2 separate regions of the Mus musculus genome follow, and region 2 is linked to region 1. A link is a loop called in an ENCODE intact Hi-C map of the cell type or tissue named here. Cell type or tissue: heart. All regions are shown on one strand. Links, peaks and the distances in the headings refer to the core of each region. The heading gives the core; the rest is flanking DNA.

Region 1 (5,369 bases), core at 230-5,229:
CAGGGCTGAGCTGGCGCTTAGGGTCTGAGACACTACACTGGAAGGATCCTTAGAAAATGTCCATCCTAGGAATGGGGTTGCAGCTCATGGGTAGAGTGTGGTGCCTGAGTTTTATTTTTACCACTGAGGAAGAGACTGAGGTTCAGAGAAGCACCCTGGGCTGGAATATAATTCTGTTGTGCCCAGAGGCTTCTCTGTAGATGCAATCCTCCTGCCCCTGCATGGATCCAAGACTCTTCAGTCTTGACTAGCTTCCACGTTCCTGGAGCCCTTATCATTCCCCACCCTACCCTGAAGACTCCTACCTTCCTCCAGGGGCTGTTTCTCCTCCAGGTGCTGATGCAGCAGCAGCCACATAACCAAAGACTGCCCTTGGTCATAAGGACAGGAGGTCCTCGCTGTCCATGGCTTTCCCCCTGAGCTTAGCTAGAAGACACTTAGTCCTGGTGTCATACAACTCATACCTCAGGCAACAGTGTGCCAGCTCTGCTCAGCCTGGGCCCGGAGCTTGGCTTTGGGCAGTAGCCTACAGAGGCTCCCTCAGGATTGGACTTGAACTCCCCAAGCCTACTTTGTGGAGTTGTGTGGGGAATGGAGATCTTTAAACTCCAGGCTGCTGGAGCCTTAAAAGATCTTCTGGGATCAGCCCGTTGAACCCCATTCTCCGCCTTCAGCTGTTCACTGCCTTGGTGGCTCAACATGATGTTCACACTCTATCCCGTCTCTAAGTGCTCACCCCACCTCTGTTAGATGGCCTTTAGAGCTCAACTCAGGGCCATAGTCTCCTCTCCCATTAAAGAATTCTTGAAGTCCCAGCACACGGCTCTGGTGAGCCTGACAGAGAGAGGGACTAAGTCAGAGACACTGGCTCACCCGAGTCACAGAGTTGAGTACAGGCATATTAATCAGAGCTATCATGCCTTCTGTCCTTGGGGGAAGGAGACACTCAAAAGCAGTGTGTAGGAAACTCCTTCTGAGTGACACTGGCTGCTCTCAGTGAAATGCTGCCCCCTGGTGGAGGATATGAACTAGGAGCCTTGTCTCAGACGAGGGTTGGGCTCTAAGGAAGCAGGGGACCTCCTCCTCAGAAATGCCAGATGGGGTCCCCTCTACCAGGTACGCTGGTATCTGATGTTTTGAGAGTACTTACTGGGGAAGAGTCCCAGTAGAGGCATTTCCTGTTAACCTTCTAGAGGAGGAAGAGAATCCTCAGCTGCAGCCCTGCCCTCTAGTAGTTCAGAAGCACTTCCTAGAGGAGCGGCCCGTCCTCTCTCTGAGGAGTTCTTCCTCTGTTTCTGGGACTAGTGTTGTGCGAGCTGAACACCTGGTGCAGAGGTAGGGCCCTATCTCTGATGCAAAGAAACCTGCCGGTTTGAAAGGGCTTTGTAGGGAAAGTACTTCATGCCCTTCAACCCTGTGCTACTTTGTTTCTCTCTATTTTCTTCTGCTTTGGTCTGTCTAATGATGAGGTTGCATTTGAGGTCCCTTTGGAGGGACTCTACGACAGTCAATCTCAAACTGCCTCAGGCTTCAGAAAAACCCAGGCACTAGTGACAGCATGTGCACTACTAGTGACAGCATGTGCACCCTTACCGTTAACTCAGAGGCCCTCTGTGGTAGCTCTAAGGAGAGTCTAGCAGAGACAGCTTGGATGAGCATCTTCCAGGTCTGTGTGTGCTCTCTGCTTCCACTGAAGGTGATGTTACCCTCAGCCTGGGTTCAGATCATCTGGGAGCTCCAGTTATCAGAATGACGCGCTCCCCACATGCTGAGCTACTTGAGTTCCTTGGACTAGGCTTGTGCTCAGACAGACAGGTTTTTGTTTGCTTATCTTGTTTTTAAAGGCAGAGTCTCACCATGTAGCCCTAGCTGGCCTGGAACTTACAATGTAAACCAGGCTAGCCTTGAGCTCAACAGAAATCTGCCTGTTTCTGTCTTCTGGGTGCTGGGATTAAAGGCATGCACCGCCACCCTTGGCTAGGTGGTTTTAAAAGTGTCCAGGTGAATTTAAAGTACAGCAGGGTTAAGACAAGGGGCTCTAGAGATGAGAAAATTTGTCAGGATTTTCAAGAAAATATGGTGGCCCATTCTTGGTACTTTGAATAATTTACAAATAGATTTAAGTCATGAGCATGTTGCCGTCTAGAGTGGGCAGAGACTCACATGCAACAGTGGGTCCAGCCTCTGGTCTTCCTTTGCAACATGTGACATTAGCTGTCCAGGTTGGATGGGGGGTGACAGTGGGGTTGGAGGGCAGGAAGGGGGTGTGCAGTGGATCAGCACTGCCCTCAAGTGGCAAAATTGTGTTGGTGCACTGAGTGCTGGACATTTCAGTAATAGGAGGTTGATGCTGGTGGCTGCAGTTTACTGAGCCCAAACCCTTGGCTAAGCATTTCATTTAAGCATTTTACTTGTATTCTCTCTACTTCTGATTAAACCACTTTCTCATTAGATTTTGTTATTATTATGGCCGTTTTTTAAAAATGCATCTTAGAGAGGTGCAGCCTAAATGCAACTGTGGAGTGAAACATTATAAAAATGGACAGGGTGTTTCCTTTTGCCTAGAGACTTGACTAGAGCTTAAAACCCATTGTAAGGCTGTGATTTTTTTTTAAAGGCCGTGATTTTTAAAACTACCAAGGGCTAAGGATAGTGTTAAGGTTAAGCCCAGTGTTAGAACATCTGCCTAGCACGTGCAAGGTCCTGGAGTTGAGCCCTACCTTTGTAAACAAAACAAAACAGACGGACACTCCAAATCAGGAAAGGTTTTTATTGATGCCAGTTTCCAATGGTGGCCTAACCCATGCTCTTAACTATTGTCTAGGTATCTTGCCAAACTCTGGGCCTCCCAAAAAACGGCACAAAGGGTGGTCCCCGGAGTCTAAATCAACCACGGATGGTGGCTTCATTCAGGGTGGTGGCAACAGAGCCAAGCACGGTAAGTGGCTAAGGCCTTGCCCAAATCCTAAAGTTGGGTACCAGTGGTGGTGGCCTGCTAGCAGCATGTGTGCATATATGCACACGTGGGCAGGCAGATGTACAAGGGGGTTCTGAGCAGCCAGACCCTGGCATAGCAGAAGGACCTCTTCTCATGTTCCTGCTGCTTCCTGAGGTCCAGTCTCCTGTGATAGTTCTGTATCAGCCCCCTGACCTAGCAAGGTCTCCAAGCAGCTCCTCAGCTGATGGTGTGGACAGTGTTTATTGGCGGGGAAGGTGGGGCTGAGTGAGTCCACAGGTTTATGAGTATGGAGGCAGCAGTTTTGTGGGCGGGTGGATGTTGGGCGGGCTGGGGACAGATGCCTCCTTTGCTGTGTTTTACTAATCTACTTGCTGTGTTTCTAGAAGGTACCAGCATACCTTGTGTGCCCCAGGCTGGCTTGGTGGGACCAGCTTCAGTCACCTTCCCGGTGGTGGCCTCTGGTGAACCAGTGTCTGTTCCGGACAACTTGCTGAAAATATGCAAGGCCAAGCCAGTGATATTTAAAGGCAAGTACAGCAGTGCACCCAGCAGTGGAGGTAGCGAAGTGTGCAAGGACTCCCACACGAAACTGTGACCTCCTCTCAGTCCGAGTCCATAGGCATCTTCCTGAGCGAATCTGGATGCTATCCAGGGCAATGATCAAATGAAGCGGCCCCAGGCTCCAGAGGGCCGAGAACGACACAGTTTGTCCCAGCAGGGGCATAGTGACATTACCCAGGACACTCACTGCTTGCTCATCTGCTGTCCTTTCCTTCATTCTCTGTTTCACTGAATCCCTGCTGTACTCGTCCAGCTACTGCGGAGGACTCGGGGGATGGACGAAGCAACCCCGTGGCTTTGTTCCACTGTCACCCCAAGCCACCAGTCATTTTGGATTGTGCAGCATTCAGACATAGTCACTGTTCCAGAAGCATTAGATAAGAGAGGATTTGATCTCCTCTGTGTGGTGGCTAGTATAGGTTACCTGGAGGTAGCATTGTAGCTCTTTCATGCTGTTCTGTGGGTGAATGGGTGAGAGAGGCGAGGCTGCAGAACTGGGACAGGCTGCAGGACTCAGAGGTGGACCCCGGCTCACAGACCGGCATCGCACACTGAGCAAACTCAGCGCAGTCTCTGCTTTGCTCGAGCGCACTTCCTTCCCTGATGCCCACCTCAGCTTCCCGGCCAGGCCAGCAGCTCTGTAACTTAGCTTTCATCCGGTTCTTAGGGGGGCTTCCGGCAGCCCCTTGCATGACAAGCGTGGCATCCCTTTTCTAAGGTAGCCACAGTGCCGCTTGTAAGCTGGCACATTTGTGAACGGTGCTGTCCAGCTGACCCCGCACCTCAGCACCAGAGGGGAGTAAACAGAAAGTTGGATTCACAGGCCTGCCCCAGAGACAGAACATACCTAAATTCTGAAACTTGGAGATGTGGGTGGGGCCAGCACATGTCTTAGCAAATCTGTCACACTTTGAGTTTGAGAAAGTTTTTCTCAGGAAGTGGCTCATGGAGTCCCATAGTGAGAGTCAAAGAGGGACATTCTTTCTCAGCATAACTGAGCATTTACCATCTCCCCATTGTGCAAAGGCTTAGAGAAGGTCAAGTTCTTGTCTAAGGTCATGTAGCTAATGATGACAAAGAAGGGGTCAGACCCCTGCTTGGGCAGGTCTACCCTAAGAGCTGTCATCAGAAGGATTCTAACATCCACTCCAGCACTCCTCAAGGTTGTTCACTTTCTGATCTTTGGGTCTAGACACCGACCTGTTTTGTTAACTCTGTTAGCTAACGATCCTTGGGAGGGTGCAAGGCGTGGTGGTGGGTCACACGTCTGGCGAACAGTCCTCACTGCGACACACATGCCGGCTGTTTCGAGGCCATTGCCATTTGGTTCTGGGCAAGCTTCTTTAATTTGGGCTTGAACTTGCTCAACTGCAAAATAAAGAGATTGGATGGCATGAACAAACAAATGCCCTGCCTATGGCTGGACATGATAGATGACATTTTGTCCTAGGTTCTAGTAGGGCAGAGTAGGTATACACAGCAGGGACTGTAGCAGGTCTGAGATTTCTCAGAAAAGGAGCCTCTGAGAGACCTAAGAGTTCTCCTGGCGCTTATGCTCAGGGGAGCTACAGTGGTACCTCACCAAAGCCGAGCACAAGACCAGTTGCTGAATTGGTTTTCTTCTCCTCTAGGCCATGGGAACTTTCCCTACCTCTGCGGAAACCTGAATGATGTGGTCGTCAGCCCCCTGCTGTACACCTGCTACCAGAACTCCCAGTCGCTTGCCAGGGCCTATGAGCAACACGGTGCCTCCACCATGCAGCCCATATCTGAGGAGACACAGCTGTTGCTGACCGTCTACTACCTCGTCCAACTCGGTGAGCCTGTGGCCAGCTGCTGGTTAGGGATG
Region 2 (5,369 bases), core at 154-5,153, 540 kb before region 1:
CACGGCCATCTTTGGGACCCAGGAAATGTAAGGTAGACTCTAATCCATGGTTGATCTGACCCCCCCCCCCCTTTAGCTATAGAAACCCAGTGACATGGGAGTCAGAATCCTGGGGGCTTCCAGCTCTCTGGGTCGCTTTTCCTTATAAGATTGTGGGAGGGGGAGGGATACGGCAGGAGAGTGAGGGCATGGGTAGTTTGGGGGCATGAAAAGAAGCCACGAGTCCTCACTCTCCTGGGGCACAGCACTCCTAAACATCTCTCTTGGGGCAAGGTCAGATGCAGACCCTGGCTGTATGTTCAGGACAGCTGAGGCTACAGCCCTACACACCCAGCCCGTGATCAGTCCAGCTTCATAGAGGGACAGACATCAACCTGGACCAAACCCAGGACTCAGAAGCAACGTTCTCCTCCTACAGTCTCATGCCCTGTTTACCACAGCTACCTCCTCCTAGAATGAAGCCAGGCTCATCTTTAGCTGCTCTCTCTGTGTGTCTCTCTGTGTCTCTGTCTCTCTCTGTCTCTGTCTCTGTCTCTCTCTCTCTCTCTCTCTCTCTCTCTCTGTGTGTGTGTGTGTGTGTGTGTGTGTGTGTGTGTGTGTCTATGTGTGTGTGTTAGCTGCTCACTGCAGGAACCCAGGCTGCTTGCTCTTCTAATTCTGCCAGGTAGAGAGATCAAGGTTACCACCATCTTGGCTTTGTTTCAGTCTCTTAGAAATTTCAAGACTGCTGGTGCACCTTCACCCATGAGTGTAGACACACCCTTCTCACATGAATGGATGGATCAGTGCTCAGGAAGGTAAGATGAACACTCGGGCTCACGTGTGTCCCTAGGCGAATGCCTGTTACACAACATAGTCCAGGAGACACATGAAATAAAAGATGTGGGAATCAAGGCTGGAACGGTGAAGTTATATCTCCAAGGATCGATACCACCAGGCGTCTGAAAGTGGGACTCGGGCTGTCAGGACCTGGTTGTCACACCTGGGTCTCTATACTTGTAGAAACACCTGCTCTCTCAAGTTTTCATGAGAGCTTCTATTTCATTACCCTTTGATGCTGCCAAGGGAAACTGAATCCTAAAATAGACTCCTCCCCCTCCCCCACCTCTGCAAACTTCTGAAGGCGGATTAAGCTGGGCATTAGGAATTTTCTAATGTCACAAAATCCCAGCAGCTTATACAGTAAGCACATCACAGATCTGGGAGAAAAGTTCCCTGTCTGGCAGCCTCGGGCGGCAGGCTTTCAAAGCCAGGCAACCAGCTCCTCCCGGTGCCTTTTGGGCTCCACTTGTGATCTGTGATTTAAAATGTAAAGTCTCCCCTGCTAGGTCAAAGGCAGTGCTCTATGTGGGCCAGGGTCACTGCTGCCCTCAGCACTGGGCTTCAGAGAGAAAAATTCTCTGTGGACAGAACATTCTGGAGCTTTCTGAATTGTGTGCCCTCCTCCTCTAAGAGGCTTTCCCCCTCCTTCTCTGGGGCTGGGTCCTCCACTGTGCCCCCCCCCAATTCTGTAACAGATCACTGGTAGACACTGACCCCATCACTTCATCTCTCATTCCTTCAGACTGGGGCTCTGAGAAGTCAAGTCTTCCTCAGTTCCCAAATGCTGGCCATGAACCCAGGACCCCGGGTTCTGCAAATTCTGGCTCACTGGATGATGTACAATGCTCCCACAGCATAAGGTTGTCTTAAAAAAAAAATTTTCCTCCTGCACAGCAGACTCTAGAAGAGATAAGGGAATTAAATTTAAATTTACACCGTTTCATTATAATGTGAACTCACCGCGTGGGGGAACAGCAAGGAGCATTGCCAATTCTAATGCGCTTGTGTCTATTCTGCTGGGCCACATGGGTCCACCTCAGGTAGCCTCCCAGATACGAGGCTTGGATGGTGAGTTCCCTCAGGTAATAGGGCTTCCAGAAAGCGCATGTGGGCTTTCTGCAGGTCAGGTGAACTCTAGAGCCTGCAATCAAGACCAGGAGTTGCCCTGAATTCTGTCACTCAAGATCAGGAAGTCCCTGTCTGCTTTTATAAATTTTCTGTGTCTAGACCTTGTGGTCCGTCCTGTGGAGACGGTAGCGGTCCCCATTGGTAGGGTTGCCACGAGGATGGAGTGACTTGCCAGATTTGCTAGCGCTCCAACATCATCCCGCTAGCAGCTGTGCTGGGGAGAAATGGCACCGCAGGCACCGGGAAGAGCAGCCCATCCCTCCTCCAAGACCCAGTGGTTTCTTCACTGCCCTCTACTGACAAAATCTAGCATTGCACCAGCTGGCAAAGGGGAAGAAGGTTCCATGGGCCCAACTCCAGCATCCTACAGCAGGTGAAGAAAGGTAGATCTGAAGAGTTAATAAACTGACAACTGGAAGAGGTGACAAGAGAGGCGGGGATGTGCCATTCTCATGGCTGCGCACACTTAAACATGGTAAGATGAACTTCACAGTTTAGTCCCACTGTGTGTCTCCTGAGCTGTGCTCTCCCCCCGCCCCCCCCCCCCCCCCACCCAGTAGGATCACTGTTATCCATGCAGCACGGGTGAGTGAAGAGAGGTGTTGAATGGTGTGTTCAAAGTCATGCTGTTCCTTAGGTGCTGCTCTTTGCTTTGGACACTATGTCCTTTCTGCTGCCCCCTGATGTCACTGTCATAGAGGACCAAGCCTGGTACTCTATCTTGAGAACTTCCTGTGGCCTTCACTTTATCCTCTGTTGTGGCATGGCCCTCTCTGCTGCCCATGTGGGGCCTAGCCACTGGGGACACTGACCTCTCCGCCTCAGGCTCAGGGGCGTCAGTGGCTGAGGAGGTGAGGGGATCCCCAAAGCCTGCCTTCCAAGCCCACCCCCAGGCACAGTGCTAGAGAGAGCAGAGCCTGCCACAAGCTCTGAGGGCTCAGGCTCAGGCTCAGGCTCAGACTCACAGGGATGGGAGCCACGGCTCATCTCTAGGTGAGTCCGGTTCACTTCTCATGATTACTAATAAGGGTGTTCACTTATAATGGAAGGGTGTCTCCTCAGTAGGTAGTCGGAGGCACCCCCAGTATCCTGTCCTGAAGGACATGGTCCATTTGGCTCCTTGTCAGCAGCTAGGAAAAGGCCCGAAAGGTTAGATGGACTTGTCCTAAGTACGGAAGGATCTGGCCAAGAGCCTTGGGTCAGACTTCCCATCCTCTGGGCAGGAGGAGAGTTGAGCCTTCTGGAGGGATCCAGCCCTCTGTGGAGAGAGCCTGTGTGAGATCCGATTGCTCCAGGAGACAAGGTTGCAGCTGTACCCTTTGGGGGACATTCCTTCTGCTGCCTGGACCCTGAGTTCAGTGGGACCAGTCTCATCTTGGAGACCTTTAAGAACCTTCCAGTTCCCCAGGCATCACTATGTTTGCTGCGAGGTATTGCACCTGCTAGGGGCTGGCCTTCCTGAGCTATTCAATCACAATAGCTGTATGGTGCTGGCATGGCTGGTATCTGTGTTTCAATGTGAGGAAGCTGAGGAAGTTGGATAATCACTAAGCAGCCAGGCATAGCTGCATAGGATGTGAGGGTCTGAGACAGGAGGATTGCTTTAGCTAAGCCTGGGTAACACAGTGAGACATTTCAAAACTAAAATAAAACAAGACACCAAAAATTGAAAAAAAATCTCTCAACACACACACACACACACACACACACACACACACACACACACACACACACACACACCCATTACAAGGGAAAAGGTTCCAGAAGTTCCTCTGACGCTCAGTCTTTCTCTGCGCCATCATCTCGGAGGTGTCACTGCTGTTTGGTAGTATTTGCTTGCCTATGTCAGCCCTGCCTCACCCCAAAGCATGTGAGATAACACAGTGAAAAGAAAAAGAAGAAAAGCGGATGGGAGAGAAGAAAACACACCCGAGTCGGATGAAGATGCCTGTAGAAAGGGGAGATGTGGACACGCAGTGACCTGTCAGGATGGGAGTCCCTAAGAAGGAGAACTGCCAGCACCCTGGAAAGTCAGGTTTGTTATTGCTGAGCAAAACAAACCAACTCCTCCCGGGTGCACACACATTCCTAGAACAAAAGAATGACAACAGCTATGCATTAGTAATATAAAATTAGAGAGTTGCAGTGTGACGGTCTGGATTGATTGTCAACCTGACAGGACCTAGAAACATGAAGGGTGGAGTCTCTGGGTGCACCTGAGAGGGATTTTCTCCATTAGAGAGAACCCACCATAAAGGTCCTGGGCTGAAGGAGAGAAAGCAAGCCAAGCACGGAGCACCGGTATACCTCCCTCTTTATTGCCCAGCTGTAGATGTCACGTGACCAGCTGCCTCTCGCTCTGGCTGCCATGAATTCCTGCTACCCTCAAACTATGAGTCAAAATAAGACTCCCTTCCTGAAGTTGCTTACGCCAGGGTGTTCTATCGTGGTGGTAGGAAAACAACTAAGACAAGCAGAAAGGATGGCTCAGGGAGATTAAGGAACTGGCTTGAGTTTGCACGGAGAGTAAGTGGCAGATGCAGGATGGAAAGCCAAGTGCCCTGAATTCCAGGCTGGTCCAATTCAATACACCATTTCCTTCCATTTCAAGCAAGGACTTGAACAGGAGGGGAGAAAATGGGTGTGTGACACCTCTGTAAGAGGTGTGCTGGTTGTGTTAGGGCTGTGTGTGTGGTGTTGGTGGTGGGGCTTCTGAGCAGGGCAGGTATAGGTGTCAAGTTAATATCTGTGTTCTGAATGGCTTGTGGCAGGCTGTTCCCTGAGCTGGGGCTGGGTAGGCATGCCAGGCATTCCAAGAAGAAGGTATAGAGTGAGGAAAGGCTGAAGGGTCAAAAATAGACTGTGTGCAGGCAAGCCCCTAGGTTAGTGTGCCTGGGGTTAGCCCAGCTGGCTTGGGCCAGAATAGGGTGAGTCTGATGGTGGGCGGGACATGGTCCGTCCATAGTAAGGTGGGTGGATTTTATCTGTAGGGACACGAGAGAGTAGAAATAAAATTTATTGCTCTCACCAGGCTACGTTTGAAGTAAGAAGGTGCTAAAAAATAATTAACAGGTATTAATTGCTCTGACAGCTATATAAACTGTGCCCCCCCCCCCGCCGAGACCTCCTCATGTAGAGTCCCTGGGGAGGTAAAGGGGAGTGTCATGAGGGGATTTACTGTCTAAGGTTGCTGCTTATAGTGCAAGACAGTGGAATTTACATTTTCTCTTTCCACCATGTGCAGGCTGGGCATTGAACTCAGGCTGTAAGATCTGGAGGGAAGTGCCTTTTTTCCTCTTCTCCCCTTCCCCCTTAAAAAAAAAAAAGCCCTGTTTAACATCAACTTGATTCAAGCCAAAGTCATCTAAGAGGCCAGGACCTCAGTTAAGAAAATGACTCCATAAGATTGGGTTTTGGGC

What was found. Peaks named below come from ENCODE experiments on the same cell type or tissue, not always from the same donor. Only the 100,000 strongest peaks of a DNase experiment are listed, where the experiment ranks them.
Region 2: it touches region 1 in a loop (2.2-fold over the local background); 4 of 42 quality-filtered maps call a loop at or near these places.

The regions. Positions count from the first base shown.
Region 1 is chr12:16,714,745-16,720,113 of GRCm38, reverse strand. It overlaps Greb1 (gene regulated by estrogen in breast cancer protein), which reads left to right. Exons shown (of 35, transcript NM_015764.4): 10 at 2,825-2,938; 11 at 3,343-3,486; 12 at 5,152-5,337. Among named protein-coding and RNA genes, the nearest start is that of Ntsr2, 64 kb to the right of the region's middle. In heart, for the core only: CTCF peaks have their summits at 1,018 (motif pointing left) and 2,310 (motif pointing left); no DNase peak of the experiment used is centred there.
Region 2 is chr12:17,250,092-17,255,460 of GRCm38, reverse strand. No RefSeq gene overlaps it. Among named protein-coding and RNA genes, the nearest start is that of Pdia6, 14 kb to the left of the region's middle. In heart, for the core only: a CTCF peak has its summit at 2,253 (motif pointing left); no DNase peak of the experiment used is centred there; H3K4me3 peaks cover 363 bases; H3K27ac peaks cover 279 bases; H3K27me3 peaks cover 907 bases.